Regions from separate parts of the Homo sapiens genome. Here region 2 is linked to region 1. A link is a loop called in an ENCODE intact Hi-C map of the cell type or tissue named here. Cell type or tissue: A673. All regions are shown on one strand. Each heading gives the region's core, and the rest is flanking DNA. Links, peaks and the distances in the headings are about the cores only.

What was found. Hi-C counts contacts between places; a loop is a spot of excess contacts. Peaks named below come from ENCODE experiments on the same cell type or tissue, not always from the same donor. Only the 100,000 strongest peaks of a DNase experiment are listed, where the experiment ranks them.
Region 2: a loop joins it to region 1, with 5 times the contacts of the local background. A loop is called at or near these places in 5 of 110 quality-filtered maps.

What each region holds. Positions count from the first base shown.
Region 1 is chr21:17,901,503-17,904,427 of GRCh38, forward strand. No RefSeq gene overlaps it. Among named protein-coding and RNA genes, the nearest start is that of LINC03147, 17 kb to the left of the region's middle. RefSeq lists an enhancer at 1,742-2,300. In A673, for the core only: a CTCF peak has its summit at 1,725 (motif pointing left); a DNase peak (open chromatin) is centred at 1,699.
Region 2 is chr21:17,385,449-17,388,373 of GRCh38, forward strand. No RefSeq gene overlaps it. Among named protein-coding and RNA genes, the nearest start is that of LINC01549, 52 kb to the right of the region's middle. In A673, for the core only: a CTCF peak has its summit at 1,766 (motif pointing right); a DNase peak (open chromatin) is centred at 1,793.

The DNA of each region.
Region 1 (2,925 bases), core at 288-2,787:
CTTTCCCACTTTTGCAGTTGGGGCACTCACAGTATTTGAGGCATCTCCCAGGTCCTGCAGGAGCAGTCGGCTTCCTTCAGAGGGGCTGTGGGTCCTCTCGGTATTTCTGGTTTGTTCTTGTAGTCGATCTGGGGCTAAAATTCACAGTGCCAGCCTCAGCATGCTGCTCTGTCGGAGTCAAAGCTACAGCCTAGTCCTGCCTCCCTTCTGCCATGAGCTCCTCATTTTCTCAGTAGATGCAATTTCGAACAGCAATAACAACATTGTAGTTTTTTACAACAAGCATAAATGATTGTACTTTTGGGCAGCGGAATTTTATGTAAAATGAGGAAATGGGTGGTTTCCAGCCTGCTTGCCTCTTGGTGGTGACTCGCAGCTTTCAGCATTTAGAATCTCTTGCTACTCATTGCTTTCAGGATGCCACAGATTCTCTTTTGTCTGGAGAAATGTATGTGATAACCTGGCACTCACGCCTTGGTGTCTAGGTAGGTATATTAACCTACCAAGGATGTATGCATTTTAGAGACGTTATCTGGAAAGATCAATTCATGACTCAGAGCATGTTTTTCCAAGTGCGGCATTTCTAGGATACAGCATCTGGACAGGGAAAATGTTTCTGAGCAGTGGAGTAGTTAATTTTTTTTTGTTTTTTTTTTTTGTTTTTTTGTTTTGTTTTGTTTTGTTTTTTTTTTGAGGCGGAGTCTCGCTCTGTCTCCCAGGCTGGAGCGCAGTGGCGCGATCTCGGCTCACTGCAAGCTCCGCCTCCCGGGTTCACGCCATTCTCCTGCCTCAGCCTCCGGAGTAGCTGGGACTACAGGCGCCCGCCACCACGCCCGGCTAATTTTTTGTATTTTTAGTAGAGACGGGGTTTCACCGTGTCAGCCGGGATGGTCTCAATCTCCTGACCTCGTGATCCGCCCGCCTCGGCCTCCCAAAGTGCTGGGATTAAAGGCGTGAGCCACCGCGCCCAGCCTGGAGTGTTTAATTTTATGTGTCAACTTGTCTGGGCTGTAGTACTCAGTTACGTAACCAAACACCAATCCAGGTGTCACTGTGAAGGTATTTCGTAGATGCAATTAACATCTACGGTCGGTTGATTTTAAGTAAAAGATACTAACTTTCATAATGTGGGTGGGCCTCATCCCAACAGATGAAGTCCTTCAGAGCAAAAAACAGGTTTCACTGAAAAGAAAATCTGCCTGAAGACCATAGCATCCTCTCCTGACTGCATTTCCAGCCTGCTTGTCTGTCTCTACAAGTTTCAGACTTGCCAGCCCGCATAATTTCATGAGCCAATTCCTTAGAATAAATCTTTTAATGTACACACTCACACACACACATCCAAATGCTTCTATGTCTCTGGAGAATCCTGACTGATATATAAACAACTGCACAGGCAGGCAGTTGTTTTTGTATTCCTCGAATCATGCCTCACTGTGGTCATTACTAGCACAATGCTTTGAATATGAGAAGTGTTTAAATAATATATATTAAACGGATCAATGAGTAACTAACTGGAGATTAACCTAATATGAAAGTTAGTATTGAGGCTTTAAAGTAAAAAATAAATTTTAGCCTTGTGATCATATTTCTCCATAATATTGAAAGCCTTTATTGGGACTCGAATGGTTTCCTGTTTATCATCAAGTAATGATGGAGGTTTGCTCTTAATTCTGTATTGAGTAAATACATGTCCCATATAAAATTTTTTGCTGCCCTCTGGTGGATATAGTTCAATAAATAAACATTATACAATTATATATCAAATTCCATATATTAAGCAGTTTCTCATTTGTGTATGTTCCCAAAGTTGCTTTCTCAGTTTAGAAATTGGAATGCATTTTTCACATCAGAAGAGAGGTTAGTATCTCAGATCTGCTTGTAAATCCCTATTATAATAAATGGTACTTAAAATATGGCACAAAAAATAGTGTAGAGCCTAACAAGTAGGTAGTTGCAATGATTTCATGAGGAAATCCATTGAAAGTGATCACTTGGGAACACAGTTAGCCATCTTCCCTGCTGTGGCCTTGATTACTGAGGAAGGCGAAGTGGAATTTCCTGGATCCCATCCCTGGGGGTGCTTCTATGGCCTGCCATGGGGTGTGTGTATTGGGAGGTGGGGGTGGGAGGATGGTGAAGGACAGAATCGAAAGCTTTCCAGGAATGGGGTGAGGCTTGGGGGTGTAGTGAAAGGGAATGAGGCAGAGCATAGCCCGGAGGAACAGAAGTAGCTGAGTTCTAAAGAAATGAAAGATCTGGAAATAAAATACATATGGGACTGAAGGGACAAGAGTGACACTAAAGACAGGCAGAGAGGAGTGAAGAACAGTGGTAAAGAGTGTCCTGTGCCCGCTCACAAGAGCCAATTGTTAAATTTTCAAGAATTTTGTGAGCCACTTATTAAACACAGACATTATTAAAAACTAAGTCAAGGCCGGCCAAAGTGCCTCACACCTGTAATCCCAGAGCTTTGGAAGGCCAAAGTGGGATGATTGCCTGAGGTCAGGAGTTTGAGACCAGCCTGGACAACATAGTGAGGCCCCCGTCTCTACAAAAAATAAAACGAAAAATAAATTAGCTGGGCATGGTAGTGCACGCCTGCAGTCTCAGCTGCTTGGGAAGCTGAGGTGGGAGGATCACGTGAGCCCAGGAGTTCAGGCTGCAGTGAGCTATGATTGCACCACTACACTCCAGCCTGGGCAAAAGAGCAAGGCCCTGTCTCGAAAAAATTAGTCGTATAAACTTACAATGAAGTAAACTGTCTTTAAAACTAAACTAATATGTACTCAAGACTCACCGCTTCCTAAGTATTTTACTATTTAGTAAAGTCACCTTTTGAGATGATTTACGTTTTGCATTCATATGGTGGGAATATTCCACAATGATGTGTTGTCCAGCATCTCTCCCCAGCTCTGCATTCCG
Region 2 (2,925 bases), core at 210-2,709, 520 kb before region 1:
GCAAGTATCCTTTTCATAGAATGACTTCTTTTCCTCTGGGTAGATATAGGGTTGCACTTTAACCATACCAGTCCGGGTAGTCGACACAGAGGAAGCCAAGGGATGGGAAGAGAAGGCATAATTCTGTTGTGCCTGGTACCAGTCCTGCCCCACTCCAGTTACACGGCCCAATAAGTCTGCTTTTTGTTTAAATAAGACTGAGTTGAATTTCCTCATTTACAACCAAAAGAATTCATAGGATATAGATTTTCTTTTGATATAAGCTAAGTGTCCAAGCTGTTCTGGGCATAGCTATTCCTCATCTGTTACATTTGCAAACTACCTTCAAGAATGATGGCTTGTGACTCATGATTATAAGAAATAACTAGGAACAGATGTAATTCCTAAATTACTTCTTACATGTTGGAAAATTCATTTTTCTATTACATTAGTTATTATCTAAGTAAAGCTAATACATTGTCTTTTAGGGTTACTTGCTGATCAATTGAGTGAAAAAAATTGTATTAATTAGAAATTTTTATTCCCACTCTTCTGGCTTCCTGTAAGTAGATACCTATTGACTTCTCTGTAAGTGAATATACTTCTGGAACTAGGAAAACCCAACTCCAGTCTACTGTGGAGTACAGACATTTGTGAGCTAAATTCATATTTGAAATGACATGCGGATAGGTTTATGATCCTAAAATTCTACCAAGTTTATATGTTTCTACATACTACACTTATCTGTAAAAGTGTAAACCAATTGTTTTTAACTCACGTTAAAGATAAGTTGAGATCATTTTGCATTTTCAAACATTAGGGTCTCTATTAACTGCATTGTCAGTTAAAAAGGTCCTCCTCTATTCATTACTAATCAGCCTTGGAGAATAGATGGCTGGCAATTTCAAAGACAAGGTGAAGTGAACACTTGGAGAAATCTTCTTAGTGAAAAATGATTCATTGTTTTGAGAGGCAATAATGTCACAGTCCTCTGAGACAAAAAGAGAATCCTTACTACAAGAACAAATAGTAATTAGCAAATTTGCAAAGCATGGTCGTTATCCTTTTGTTACAGCAATTTATTTTTAGTCCAAGCGACAGTTTATTAGAGCGTTCATTTTAGGAAGCTAGGATAAATTAAGACAGCAAAGCAACTTTACCAGTTCAGCTCTACAGCCCAACCTTGATATGCTTCTTCCTCCTGGAGGCCTTACCTGTTCCCTTGGGATCAAGTAAGAGGCTTTGTGAAGGTTCCCACAGCATCCTAATCCCCAACCCCCATCATTATTCTCTGAACCACACCACACTGGTTCACTTTTCTGAAAGCCTCCTTGCCTCTCTTCAACCCCTCCTCACAGTGCAGTGTTTTGCACTGTTTGTGTTTTAAATATTTGTTTATGAGATGGACAAGAAAGTTGGAAGATGCTGCATTACAGTCAATGTAATTCACTAAATAAGGGCCACCTTATGTTTTTAAGTTGCTTGCATGGCGCTGATGCAATCTGCTTTGAGAAAATGTTATGCTTCATTGAGCTTTTTTTAATGTAATATGGAAAGGTTTTGTTTCTCCTATATGAAAAAAAAAACTACCCAATGCTGCTGAATTTGGCATTAAAAGTCATTGGTGGCGTTCTTTCATTCAAAAAAACTTCAAAAACAAAGCCATAGCGAAGGGTTTAATAGTATTGATAAAGTAAAGAACAAGTACCTTTTAAACACTGTCTCAAGGTAAAGGAAGGCACTTTGTGTTAGTTTTTTTCTGCTATTAAATTATATCAACAGCTACCACTAGAGGGCGCTTGGCCTCTTTTTATTTTTAGTAAACCAACTGCTGCTTTGAAATGGCACCTACTGCCTTCACATATTACTGTATCCATAAGCTGGTATTTCCATTCTTCACTGTATGTGCGAGTTACTTTATTCTTAAATGTTATATTACTCCTCACATATTTCATCTCTATAAGCCAATGATTTCGTTCATGTTTATTGAATACTAGAAAATTATAACTTTCCTCGATGGTGGTTAATTTGAAATGTATTCTTCTCCCCACTGACATACTAAGAAAAAAAAAGTTTCAATGTCAAAACGTAATAAGTTTCTACATTCAAAAAATAGATGAGAATTATTGTATATTCCTAAAAAATTAAGAGAAAAAACATTTAGCAACTATCTTTAACTTAATTACTGATGAGGTACCCAAATTTTGTCAGTGTATGGCACAGTTAGTGTCTCAGTAACTTTTTTCGCATGCTCCAAAAAAAAAAAAGTTCTGTTTATTACATAGTTAGGTTTATGCAACTTAAGAAGTATTTACATTCTAACAACTTACTCGCTGTTTGAAAAAATTACACACATAAACAAATGGGAAAAAAAATTTTTTTTTTTGAGACAGGGTCTCACTGTGTCACCCAGGCTGGACCTAGGCTCCAGTGACCCAAGCTCACTGCAGCCTCGACCTACTGGGCTCAAGTGACCCTCCCACTTCAGCCTCCCAAGTAGCTGGGACTACAGGTGCACACCACCACTCCCTGCTAATTTTTTTTTTTTTTAATTGTAGAGACAATGTCTCATTATGTTGCCCAAGTTGGTCTCAAACTCCTGGGCTCAAGCCGTCCTCCCATCTTGGCCTCCTAAAGTGATGGGATTACAGGCATGAGCCACTGTTCCTGGCCTATTTCATTATCTCACACTGACTATATTAGTTACCCATTGCTTCATAACAAATTACCCCCAACATTTAGTGGCTTAAACAACAAGTCGTTATTATCTCATAGTTTCTGTGGGTCAGGGATGCCAGAGGAGCTTATCTGGATGGCTGTCGCTCAGGATCCCTAATGAGGTTGCCTTCATGATGGTGGCCGGGGATGCAGTCACCAGAAAGGTTACCTGAGGCTGGAGGACCCACTTCTAAGATGGTTCATTCCCATGGCTATTGGCCAGTGGCA